Regions from separate parts of the Homo sapiens genome. Here region 1 is linked to region 2. The links are chromatin loops, found by intact Hi-C in ENCODE. Cell type or tissue: heart right ventricle. All regions are shown on one strand. Links, peaks and the distances in the headings refer to the core of each region. The heading gives the core; the rest is flanking DNA.

Region 1 (6,699 bases), core at 2,531-5,030, 78 kb before region 2:
TCATGACCCAGCATCTCATTACATCATTGCATTACCTCAAGTTGCCTTTGCGACCAAACCACACCACTTCCCACCCCAAGTACATGTCTTCATGTGGGAGTCATTGTGGATGAAAGATGCAATTTCAATATGATAAATTTTTCTACCTATCATGAATGAACCCAGCTTTGTTTCTTGCTCATGCTTAATTCAAATTTATTATTTTTTTCACAGGCTCAATTAGCTGACCTACTTACCATTTACTTTCTCCCTTCCCAAAATTAGTGTTTAAAAATCTTGAAAGGAAATACCTCAGATAACCTGGAAAGATTTTTTTTTAAAGTAGTATGGAGTCTCAGAACTGAACATAGATCTAATAAATGATAGCAGATAGTTCTTGGGAATCAGTATTTTTAAGAAGTTTCATAAAAGAATGTTAATGCAGCCAGTTCATGGACCAGCCTTTGAGAAACTATGCTTGAATCATATATTCATAAGCTTCATCATTTTTCAACAATGTCATGAGCCTCAAACTGAGAAACCTATTCTAATAAGGTTGTGAGTAAACCACTGTGAATTTCTTATTGAAAACATTCTCTTTTAAAAAGATAAATTATGTACACACTACACCACACACACACACACACACACACACACACACACACATTTTTTAGAGAGACAAAGGCTCTATAAAAATATGCTTATAAGGATGGCTCATGCCTGTAATCCCAGCACTTCGGGAGGCCGAGACCGGCAGATCACTTGAGGTTAGGAGTGCGAGACCAGCCTGGCCAACACAGTGAAACCCTATCTCTACTAAAAATACAAAAATTAGCCAGGCATGGTGGCACATGCCTGTAATCCCAGCTACTCAGGATTCTCTTGCCTCAGCAGGAGAATCAATTGAACCCGGGAATCGCAGTGAGCCAAGATAGCACCACTGTACTCCAGCCTGGGCAACAAAGTAAGACTCTGTCACAAATAAATAAATAAATAAGGAGTAGCCAATACACTTGTAGCCAAAACCAGATTCAGGTGTTTGACACTGGAGAGCCAGAACTCAAGAGATGAGAGTTGCGGGGAGGAAAAGCAGGTTTATGTGGAAAGCCAGCAAACCAAGAAGGTGAACTAGCATCCTAAAGTACCATCTTAAGTCAGGACAAGGACAAATTTCAGGCTGTTTTTTGTTTGTTTGTTTTTGTTGTTGTTGTTGTTGCTTTGAGACAGGGTCTTGCTCTGCCACCCAGGCTGGAGTGCAGTGGTGCTATCTGGACTCATGGTAACCTCCACCTCCTGGACTCAAGCAATCCTTCTGCCTCAGCCTCATGAGTAACTGGGACTACAGGCCCATACCACCACACTCAGCTAATTTTTGTATGTTTAGTAGTGACAGGGTTTTGCCATGTTGGCCAGGCTGGTCTCAAACTCATTACCTCAGGTGGGCCACCCGCCTCGGCCTCCCAAAGTGCTAGGATTATAGGCGTAAGCCACTGTGCCAGCCAGGCTCGTCTTACATTAAGGGAAGGGGGAGGGGAATGGGGTTGGGTTCTGGACACGATCAACAATCACAGACATCTGGGCACCAGTGAGGGTCCGGGGGAGCTGGGAACTTCTTTGTCCCTGGTCAGGTCCCAATGCTCCTAGAAAGTTTCAACAAAGCAGTGCTAGTCATTTACTACATACTTTTCCTTTAATCCCAGAGTTAGTTTCCAAAGACTACATGATTGCATCTCAGTGCTCTAAAATTATCCCAGCTTACATTCAGAAATGGGCAAAGGCCCCATACACAAAAATGGAGCTACTTATGGTAGCCCTTTTGCTGTTACATACTTAATTCTAAAAAAATTAATATATTTAATGTAAGATAATTATACAAAGAGTTACTTTTGAAAGAGAAATCACAGGAAAGAACAGTCACCAACGTAACTTTCTTCTGTTTAGTACATAAGAGTTGAGATAAATCTCATGGACTGTAGAGGGATGAAAATGTCTCTTCTCCTTTTCTGCCTCTACCAGGAGAAACCTGCACATAAGAAAGGCCAGATGAAGGGAGGGTTTTTCACTCATTGCTTGGAAGCACAAAGACGGACATTTAGATTAGCCAAAGAGATCCAGAGATATAACTCTCACTATGATCATCAACTGGTAAGCTAACAATGATATAATCATTTCCATGAGAGAGAGGAGGAGGAAAGCCCTAGGAGATTTTAACCCTAAGTGCACAAAGCAGCCTGAGTGAGTTAGAGATGGGCAGCCTGGGGGAGTTAGAGATGGGCAGCCTGGGGGAGTTAGAGATGGGCAGCCTGGGGGAGTTAGAGATGGGCAGCCTGAGTGAGTTAGAGATGGGCAGCCTGGGGGAGTTAGAGATGGGCAGCCTGGGGGAGTTAGAGATGGGCATACTCTCCAGGCCCTCTAAGTCAGGTGAAATGTGTTCTGGATGTCAGTGCTCTTTGATTGCAAATGACAGAAACAAAACTCAAACTTATTTCAGCAAAAAATGAAACTCAGTGTGTTATAGAACTGAGGAGTTTACTTCAAGCACAATTGCCTACAGTACCTCAAAATAGTATATTTTTTCTCCCATTCTCTTTCAGCTCTGCTTCTTTGGACCACTTAGTTGTATTCTCTCCTAGTATGATACTTTCTCCATTCATCTGGGAAGATAGCCAAAATAACTCTTAGCACACACAGTTATACCACATAACACAAGCACTAGAGACACTGGAACTCAAATTCCAGCTTGAAATATTCTAGATAAAGACAGATTGGCTTGGCCTTGGTTACTTGGTTACATCCAAATAAATAAGTTTCTATGACTGCCCTAGCCTGTGGCTGACTAACTTCTGTGGCCTTAATCAGGACAATATAGGGCGAGAAAAAAGTCCCCATAAAGCAGGAATACAGAGCAGCTAAAAAAAAAAAAAAGGAGATGATGAAAATAAGGTTCTTTTCTATATCTGTTAAGAATATTTGAATTGTGGTAAAGACAGCGGTTGAAAGTTAATGCAAACATGATGTAACTTGCATGTGTGTTTATATCTTTTAAATTCATAGTATAAACAATATCAGTTGATGTGTACAAGTTGAAAACTTATGAAAAATAATGACTTTTTTTAAAGAAGAGTTAGACAACCAGTTTGGAATGAGTTGAACCCATCCTATTTTGATTGCTCAGAGAAGGGTGCCCATGGCAGGTGGAAGCTACTTTAAGAATCAGTCCTACAGAAAGGAGGCAGTTCTCACTCATGCATAAATGCGTTCATTCATTCATTCATTGGATGGACAGGACAAATGGCACTAACAATTGTGGCAGGACTTAATTTATTACTTTTAGGATATGAAACATTTGCAAACCTTAGTGCTTTGACTATTATTAACAATACAGGAGTAGTTAGGGTGGCAGCAAAAAATAAGGCAAACTTAACAGATCCACACTGTAAAGAGAGGACAGAACTTCCAAAGGCTATGGGTGATGGCTCTTGCCATAATGGCATTTTCACTTCTACTTCAGGCGATTATTTATAACCATAGGTTGGCTTCACTTTTATAACATCCTCTTACTGACTTACGTCTGGATCAGGGTTCACAGTGTCCCCAATTTGTTTTCTGGCTTTTCTTGGGAAAAATTGCATTGTGGGATGACCCATTTTTATCAGCCTGTATTTATCCCTGCGCAGAATTGTTCATCCTAGGAAATGCCTGAGGGAGTTGGAATAATTCTCTAAAGAATAAAACCGTACAGACTTTTTCTTTGACAATACCCATAGTACAGAGGTGTGGAGAAGTTATTGCCAGGCGGTGCCAAAAGATAAGGTCAGGAACGGGCATTTATTCATAAAAACAGTAGCGAGGTGGTACGGATTTATTATTTCTTAAGGTCCCTTGGAAATGCATGACAATGCCTCTAACAAGCATTCTGTACAAGAATGTCAGCAAACACCGCACAGGAAACCAGGGCTTTGGTCTCAGACTGCTCCTGGGAGGTGTTTCTGAAGCTAATGGCTTAAGTACAAATCATCATTGCATGTGAGGTTGCTGGCACTGCTTCACAGAACTCAAGCCCCAGGAGAAGCAAGTCTCCTGTCCAAAGGACATTTTCCCTTCTGTTATTATAAACATACACACAGGCATGTTTGAGAGCAAGGGATAATCTGTGGAGTTTTATAATGCTAAAAAAAGAGGAACTTTGCAACTGGAAGCGTTCTATGAAAGGCATGGATAATTTAACACGAATTTCTTCTCATGCAAAAGGATAATTGTTGTACCTTTCTTACTTTTTTATGTGTATGTGTGTGTGTGTGTGTGTGTGTGTGTGTGTGTGTGCTTACAGTAAACTTTTTGATAAATATTTTTGCAAAGATATGAACTTTGGGAATGTATCCATACTGAAACATGGCATCCGTATTTTAGGTCTTGTTTACATTTGGGGAATGAATTGAGCAATATATACAATATTGCATTTTTTGAGAAACTCAGATTTAAATCACTCATAAATATTGAGTTATAAAAATCATGGAACCTGGAGAAAATAACAAGAGAGGCTAAATGTTGATTGGCAAAAAGAGATGAAAAACTCCTGACTTATGAGTAACTCAAAAAAGGAAGCTTTGAAAAATGGTCCAAATTTTCAAGGAGGCTAACCAAGTGCCAAATCAATATGCATAAATTCAATACAATGCACATTTCAGAGTGACTTGAAGCAACGTTTTCATCCCAGGAACTTCAAAAATGTCAACTGCTAAAAGCAAGGCATCATGGCCTACTTCCTGACATTATTATGTAATTCATGTGCTGAACTTTCACCTCAAAAATGGGAAGAAGAAACAAACAAACAGGTAATTTTCTGAACTGATAAATGCTAACAATCAAAAGCTCCCAGTAAGACTCTGTTGAAATCTCAGGCATTTTTAACAAGGTAAAAATATGATAAAATTTAAATGGTACTGGAAGCTGGAAATAAGGAAATATTAAGTTCCAAGGTCAAGAACTGGATTTGCTCCCTCACTCTCTTCAAAAGAGACGCCAGGGTTCAGAGCACTAATGCCAAAAAGAAGGATCGGTTGGAAAGCAGAACCCAACTAAACCCTTGTAATCTTTCCTCTAATGGGTATGCCTTTTTCCTCTTAAATGTATATTAATTTATAAAGCACCCTTTTTAAAAAGCAGGCATTACCATGGAGACAGTGGATGGGAACCGTTTTTCTCAGTCATCAACACTTTGCTGTTCTGTCAATTTAGCATTGTGTGCGTGTGTGTGTGCATTGTGTGTGTGCACGTGTGCGTGTGTGTGCGTGTGTGCGTCTGCATGTGTGCGCGTGCGTGTGCATGTGCGTGCATGTGCGTGTGTGGGTGTGTGCGCATGTGTGTGCACATGTGTGCGTGTGTGTGTATGTGTGCATGTGCATGTGTGCTTGTGTGTGCATGTGCGTGTGTGTGTTCATGTGCGCGCGTGTGCGTGCGCATGTGGGTGTGTGTGCGTGTGTGTGTGCGCGCAAGTTTAGTCTTTTTAACTGGAGAGTAATAGCCCCACATTTTATTTCTGTTGAAATTTCATCCAGACTTTTAAAAGTCCATATATATCCTACATTACTGGACTTGTTTGTTTTATGAAATTGGCTAAGGAATTTGTCCAAACAAATTACAAACAACAACACCTCTGACATAATCAAGGGTGGGCAGATTCATTTTCTACAGAACACAGGTAGGCAGTATAAACTAGCACAATATAAACTAGGCAATATAAACAAGGAAAATGTGGAGACCTACATTTCTGTGTCCTGTATACAGAAGTCAGTCCCTTCTGTGCAATAATCTGCTGTCTTGCCATGTTGTGTCTCCCAGCGTTGATAGAACAGATCTTTAAGATAGGAAAAAAGTTATTCAGAACACATCTAACAGAATTTTCTCAGTTTTCCTTGCTGATAACAAATTCAAACCTTCAGATAGCGGTCACATCTGCTGGCCAGAATTTGCAACTTCAGGTCACTTTCCAACTTCCAGAAAATCATTTTCCTATCTCATTCAAAAAGAGAGGATAGAGTCATTCCTGGTCTATGTAAAGTAATTACTATTCCACTACTCATTGACAATAGTGTTAAAGACGTTAGAAATATAGAACTAAGGAAAGAAACAGAAACAACACAATTTTTTTTTTTGAGATGGAGTCTCGTCCTGTCGCCCAGGCTGGAGTGCAGTGGTTCACAACCTCTGCCTCCCGGGTTCAAGCGATTCTCCTGCCTCAGTCTCCCAAGTAGCTGGGATTACAGGTGCTTGCCACCACACCTGGCTAATTTTTTGTACGTTTAGTAGAGACGGGGTTTCACCATGTTGGCCAGGCTGGTTTTGAACTCCTAACCTCGTGATCCGCCCACCTCGTCCTCCCAAACTGCTGGGATTACAGGTGTGAGCCACCGCACCTGACCACAAATCAACTTTCAAATGGAATTCTAGTTAACATTTTCATAAATTCACAGTATATGTTTTTGTTTCATACATTCATTTAACAAGAATTTATCAGAAGCTTAGATACTGTTGGGTAAATGCAGGGATCGTGGAATTGTTTTTGTTTGTTTGTCCATACGGGATCTCATTCCATGTTGGCAAGCTGATGGAAATGATCCAACTGAACTAAAAACAAAATTATGTCTTGCCTCAGCGGAAACTGAAAGACTGCATCTTATTAAATGTGAAACCTATCATTTTCTCACAGACAAATCTCCC
Region 2 (6,699 bases), core at 2,364-4,863:
AGTCTTTTTATTGAATACCAGGAAACTCCACCCTTCCAATACAGAACACAAAAGCTGGCCATTTGGCCTTTGTCTGCCTTAAATGCCTCTTCATTTTTATCTCTATTTACATTTGCCTTTGGCTTCTTCTAAAGTGAATGAGGGAGTATATATCAAATCATGCACAAGCTCATCTTTTGAGATGAAGTTTGCTTTAGGATAAGATTTCCAAATCCCATAATATATCCCGCTAGAACCTCTATTAACACTTTGTCCATAGCGAAGTGTTTGACTGATAAATATTGGAGTAAGATAATTTTGAGCTGCTTAAGATATCTCCCAACACTTTAGGAAGAAAAAAAAACTGAAAGCTGAAACCTGACGTCGAACACCCTGCATATGGCTATTTATACATGCAAATAAAAGTCATGACATCCAGAATCTTATCTGGATAATTAAATATATTTTTGCCTGCATTATCTACATAACTCAGGTATAGTTGTAGATGAGTTTGGACAGATAATTATCCTGTATGTACACTTCTTTTACTTGGGTAGAGGCAGCCTTTGTTCTTGAGCTGTTTCCAGTATGACATTTTAAAACCATACCTGAGTAGTAGAGAGGTTGAGGGGGTTTCACATTTACCAAAGCTTTGTTTTCTTTGTTCTTCCAGTTCGTTTCATGCACAAGTTGGTCTAAAGGGATATTTTTAAAACTCCAACAGTCTCTCTGGCCATTTTTGTGACCCAGGGAACTTGTCTGCTACTAATCTCACATGGAGATAAAAAGCCCTCCTGCTGTAGCTGGCCTGCTCCATGTCATGGATAAAGTTAGGTTGAACTGACAGCTGAGAGAGAAACAAGTTGGGGGAGAAAATGCCTGTAAGAAATCCTCCCAGAACCTGGACACAGAAGACAGACATTAAACACATGCATCCCAACATGCCCTATGTCACAGCCCTGGTCCAAGCTGGAGCTGAGTCCGGCCCACAGACGGAGCCTTGAAACCCTATGTCAGATCTTATGAGTCATTTCCTTAAATAACTTCCCATCAATGATATACTGGTGCTGCAAGTCCAGCTTGATGGTGCTCCTGTCAATTTCCACAGTCACATTCATTCTCTCTCTCTCTCTCTCTCTCTCTCTCTCTCTCTCTCTCTTGCTCTTTTCTCTATGGGACACTTTTCAATTCCTTGAATTTGCTGAACTCTTTCTTGCCTTACATTCTCTTCTCCTGATAGTCTTTTTGGTTAGCAAGGACTCCCCCTTTCCACCCCACTGCATTTCACCTGGACAGCTCCTGTTTGTTCTTCAAGCCTCATCCCCTACTCTCAAATTGCAAGTGGAACACTTCGACTGCCTAAGAGTTCTGGGCCACATAGTTGACTCAGCTTGCTCAGCCTCTAGGGATGGAGGATGAAAAGTGTGCCTGCTAAGCGCAACCAAGCCCAATATCTTAAGGGATGGCCGCCTGAAGACATCTTGTACTTGGAAGACCCAGCACCTTAGGGTCCTGTCAGTTTACACTTAGTAACTTAGGGACCTCTGCCTTAGGGGCCCTGCTTTATGCTGACCCTGAGGTCAGCATAAAAAAGAGATAGTTACTAAAAAAAAGAGGTAGTTGAAAGATATATATATATCTTTCAACTACCTCTTTTTTTGTAAGTTTGGTGATTTTTGTGAAACAGGAATTACAGGAGAAAAAAATTTAAGCTCTCTCCTGGGACACTAAGATAGGATGCTCTGATATATATATATAAAAAAAACTACTTTGCATTTTATTACAGACTGGATTCTACAGATATGTATACCTGTCTTTCCCCTCTGGTATTCTGAACTGCTATGCTAGAATGGCCTGGAAATTCTAAGTCAGGAAAATGAGACGTAAGGAAAGAAAACCCTCTTGCATTGATGCCTTATCCCACTTTCTCAGTGACGGGGCCAGGGTGAGTCCTGGGTGAGTCCTCTGGGGCAGGGGGCGCTTACCTTCCAGGAGTCCTGGGTTTTGCCTGTCCTGGGCTCTGTCCAGCTCTGCCTGTCTACCCCAGCGATCTCTACTGCCCCTCATGTTTGCACGTACCAATACTGGCGGGTCAGTGGAGAGGAGTGCAGCCCCTTCAACCTCTGGACTCTGAGTGGTGATTCTGGGAGCGTCTGTTGGTCTCCAGGCACAAACGTCAGCTGGGCTATTGGTACAGCCTTATTGATAATGTTTAAATATTTAGATATATGAGATGTGGGCTCATTTGTATTCTTGCCTTGGGCTCTGCAAATGTTGGAGGCAGACCTACTTTGCTTATTGATTTCATTCTCTTCAAATGAAATTAGTTCTTCATGTGGCTGAAGGAAGTGCCACTGGCACTTCTAGGTTCACATCTTAGCAGGGCTGCAACTAGGCTGTGGCTAGAGAGGCAGACACACTGGGTAGAAAATTTAAGGAGACACTTATTTTCAAGTATCAACTTTGCACTTGCACGACACTGACAGTCAATGCCTCCTTAAATTTCATGCCCTAAGCACCCTGGGTTACTCATTTTTGTCCCCAATCCTACATGTTAATAACAGCACAATCAGAGAAGGGCGTAAAAGACATTTTCTCACCTTCAAATAATTTTGAACACTTCTAGGAAGGGCTTTCATTGGCTTGGCTTGGGTTATGAGCTAACTTTTGGTAATAAGAGGGAGGTACTATTATTGGCCTAACCTGGGTTACATGCCCACCACCATAGTAGTAAATGGGAGGAGATCGAGGTAAACATTCCAGAATAAGGGAGAAGGAGGGCTTTCAGGACAAAAGAGAAAGGAATAGCCCCCATAGTGGCTAACATCAGATTGAACATTTGACGAGCATTTACTGATAATCTGCTATTTTCCATAGCTAATAGCATAGGGCTATATGTTCCATATATTGTGAGCTATTTTGAAGATTATATAAGAGATTAATATAAAGAGGTTAAACTAGTACTAGGCATAATGCACTTGCTCCATAAGTGCTACCAGTAATTATAATAATTGTAATACGTGATCTTGGTATACAATGTACACAACTTAATTTGGGGTAGCCAACTACACACACACACACACACACACACACACACACACCCCTCTCAAGGTTAAACTTGGGTGGAAGAGAAAAAACGACTGCCACTGAAGAAGGACACCCTCTGTTCCTAATGAAGGCTCAATAGGCTGGCATTCCAGAGAATATTGCCAGTTTACAAGGGCAATAATGAGCTCAGCATTCTGCTAATATATGAGAGACAGAGATTAGTTATCTGGCTTTGCATTTAAGCCAAAACATAACTCCATGGCACATTAATTTGACATTGAGCACAGCTTTTCAATTAACAGTCACTGTAAGGTCCACATTGTAGGAATTCAGCAGTATATTAACCTGAACTGCCAGGCCTCTGGTATGTCATGGACCACAAATTTAACATGGCACTGGCATTTCAGATGAAGAGGCAGAATCAACGTGAGCGCTACTTGCTGTAAATTCGCTGCATGTCCAAGAAAGTGCATGTGTTAAAGGTTATTAAATCTAAAATAGCAATGGCCACATGCATTGTTGCATAGCAACTACCGAGTACAACTGCCCTTCCCCCTTTTTTCTTATTACACACAGAATATCTGGGACTTATAACAGGGGTTTGTATAATTTCTCTTCTAAAACCACAAGGAGGTTTCTTAGAGTTTTCAGAACAAAGGTGTCTTCTTGGCAGACATTCAATAACTTGAAAGAGGCTTATTTTAATGAGCTCCATTTATGCTATTGGACACAGAAAAGGTTGATTTTCACAAGCCTTTCAAACTACAGTCATGCCCTGGCAGTCACTGTATGAAGGTTTTTTGCCTGCCTTCATATTTATCTAGCTTATGCTCAGTTAACAATGAGTAAGGCTTAAATAACTTGGCAACACCTGGATTTAAAAATTTGAAGATTCATCTTTGGACACATGTGCCAAGTTTGCTTATTCTTATAAACTTTTCCAGATAGGTATGATCAACCAAAAAAAAAGGAGATACCACTTCTGGTACCACATTTGACACCGGGTAGGTGTTTTTTTCCAACACCAACTAATTCTCCAATGTCAACTTGGTGTCCAACAATTCTATTCAATTCTGACACTAACTATCTGGACTGTACAGATTGCTCAAGTCCCACAAGTTGCCCTCAATTTAGATGCTGGCTGCAAACAGGGTACCTAGGCTCCTCACACTTCTGCCTGGCCAACTACAAGTTCCTGCATTTCCATATCAGTCTCCCTTCCCTCCTCCAGTTTGATAGTTTACAAGAATGACTCACAGAACTCAGGAAAACACTGCATTTATACCTAGTGGTTTATTATAGTGGATGCAATTCAGAAACACACAAAGGGAAGACATATATAGGGCAAGGTTTGGTGGGGAGAGACGCAGAGCTTCTTCCATGCCTCCTAGCACTTTGAGGTGCTCACCAACCTAGAAGCGCTTCAAAACCCTTTTAAGGGTTTTGATGAAGGTTTCATTAGGTAGGCATGATTGATTACATCATTGGCCATTGGTGACTGATCTCAATCTCCAGACCTTCCCCCTTCCCCCAAAGGGGGCAGGGTGGGGCTGAAAGTTTCAACCCTTTAATCTGGCAACCAGCCCCCAATTCTGAAGCTATTTAGAGATCCTTGCTAGGAACATTCAAAAGATACTATTATCACTCTGGAGACTTGAAGGATTTTAGGGGCTTTGTGCCCAAAACTGGGGTCAGAGATCAAATATTTATTTTTCACTGTGCCACAGTTATACTCAACTTGCCTTCACCTCAGATACTTTCTTTGCCCTTCACTGACATGTTTTATTGCCCTGACCCCATGGACCGCATGCCCCAGGCTCCCTAGATGGCTGGCTTCCAGTTGGGTTTGCCAAAGGAAAGTACAGGAAAGAGATCCAAGGGCAGGGGAGACAGAGGTCAGGATGTGTTTTTCCCAACTACTCACTCTCATAGTCTGAGATGAAAATATGTTATCCCCTGCTTCTTCAGGTCCAGGGTGGTAATGACTCTTCACTGTTGCTAGTCTCAGTGCTTTAAATCCCTGCCAGTTCCCTGCCTTCTGCCCAAATTTATTTAGTTTCTTCACTAAAGTTTATTGAACTCTCTGAGTTGGATCCTGTTTTCCACAGGCAGAACCAGATACATAATTTGCAGATTCTAGGGCAAAATGAAAATGTGGAGTCTTTTATTCAAAAAGCCAAAAGTAAGTGTAGCTAAAGGTACTTAACTATGAAGCTTTTTCTGATATTCCATAATCTCTCCTTTGACTTGTCATAGTGTGTTTTTTCATTTGTTATTTAATACTATTTGAAAGGAAAATAAAATAATCAAATAAAAATTATTAATATGAATTTAACTATTCTTTTTTATATTATGCAATGACAGTTTTAGATGCAAATATTTGAGCATTTAGCTTCTATGCAGAACCACCAAAATTATTACAAAATTTGTATTTTGTAGTTAATACATGCAGATGTAGTTTGTTCTTACAAGGATAGCGGATATCACTGTAGGAAACTACCTCACTCAGCTGTCTTTATTTCAAGCACATGCTCTACCAATACCACTTACTTTCAGTTTACTGATAAGTAAGAAGGGGCAGGAAGGAAAAGGAACTATGCTTTTCCCTGTCTTTCTGTTTCCTTCTAGGTCATCATTTCCATCATGAGTGTTTGTCCAGTTCAGGAAAGTAACATGAATAAGAAAAGTTGTGACAGGATTCTTTGGTTCTTCATATTTCTTACGTCAACCTAAATAACAAATACAGGCAGGGTGTGGTGGTGAGCACCTATAGTCCCGGCTTCTTAGGAAGCTGAGGGAGGAGTACTGCTTGAGCCCAGGAGGTCCAGGTTGCGGTGAGCTATGATTGCATCACTGCACGCCAGCCTGGGTGACAGAGCAAGGTCCAGTTTCAAAATAAATAAATAAATATAGAGTGAGACTCTCTAAAAGAAAATGATGTTTATTTGGGAAGAGAACCTTACAATGGGAGTGCACATGTCATTGTAAATAATGTGCTTATTTAGGGAGGCAAAGAAAGACAAAAGTTTTTAAAGAAAAAATGAAGAGGATTACATAATGGTTTAAAAATAATTATCCTTGGCTACAAGAATCAATAACAATGATGACACCAGTCTGAGATTGGACAGGCAGCTGTTGGACAGATGTGCTTGCCCAGTTATTTCTTGTGTAAGGTTGCAACAACCTTTGTGCAGGATTTTGGTTTCATTAGAGTTTTCTGTGATAGTTTTGTGAGGCATACAAGTATAAGACCCTTCTCTTCACAGCCTTCTCAGATCCTGTTTGTCAGGGTTTATAAAAATACTAAGGCCTTCATTTTTTTTTTTTTTTGGAAATAGGGTCTTTTTTTAATTACACTTTTAAGTTTTAGGGTACATGTGCACAATGTGCAGGTTTGTTACATATGTATACATGTGCCATGTTGGTGTGCTGCACACATTAACTTGTCATTTAGCAATAGGTATATCTCCTAATGCTATCGCTCTCCCCTTCCCCCACCCCACAACAGGCCCCGGTGTGTGATGTTTTCCTTCCTGTGTCCATGTGTTCTCATTGTTCAATTCCCACCTATGAGTGAGAACATGCGGTGTTTGGTTTTTTGTCCTTGCGATCGTTTGCTGAGAATGATGGTTTCCAGCTTCATCCATGTCCCTACAAAGGACATGAACTCAT

Evidence for each region. A loop is a pair of places that touch in the nucleus more often than their neighbours do. Peaks named below come from ENCODE experiments on the same cell type or tissue, not always from the same donor. Only the 100,000 strongest peaks of a DNase experiment are listed, where the experiment ranks them.
Region 1: it touches region 2 in a loop (2.1-fold over the local background); 3 of 110 quality-filtered maps call a loop at or near these places.

What each region holds. Positions count from the first base shown.
Region 1 is chr20:55,250,005-55,256,703 of GRCh38, reverse strand. No RefSeq gene overlaps it. Among named protein-coding and RNA genes, the nearest start is that of LINC01440, 170 kb to the left of the region's middle. In heart right ventricle, for the core only: no CTCF peak of the experiment used is centred there; a DNase peak (open chromatin) is centred at 3,973; H3K27ac peaks cover 1,761 bases.
Region 2 is chr20:55,171,979-55,178,677 of GRCh38, reverse strand. No RefSeq gene overlaps it. Among named protein-coding and RNA genes, the nearest start is that of LINC01440, 250 kb to the left of the region's middle. In heart right ventricle, for the core only: no CTCF peak of the experiment used is centred there; no DNase peak of the experiment used is centred there.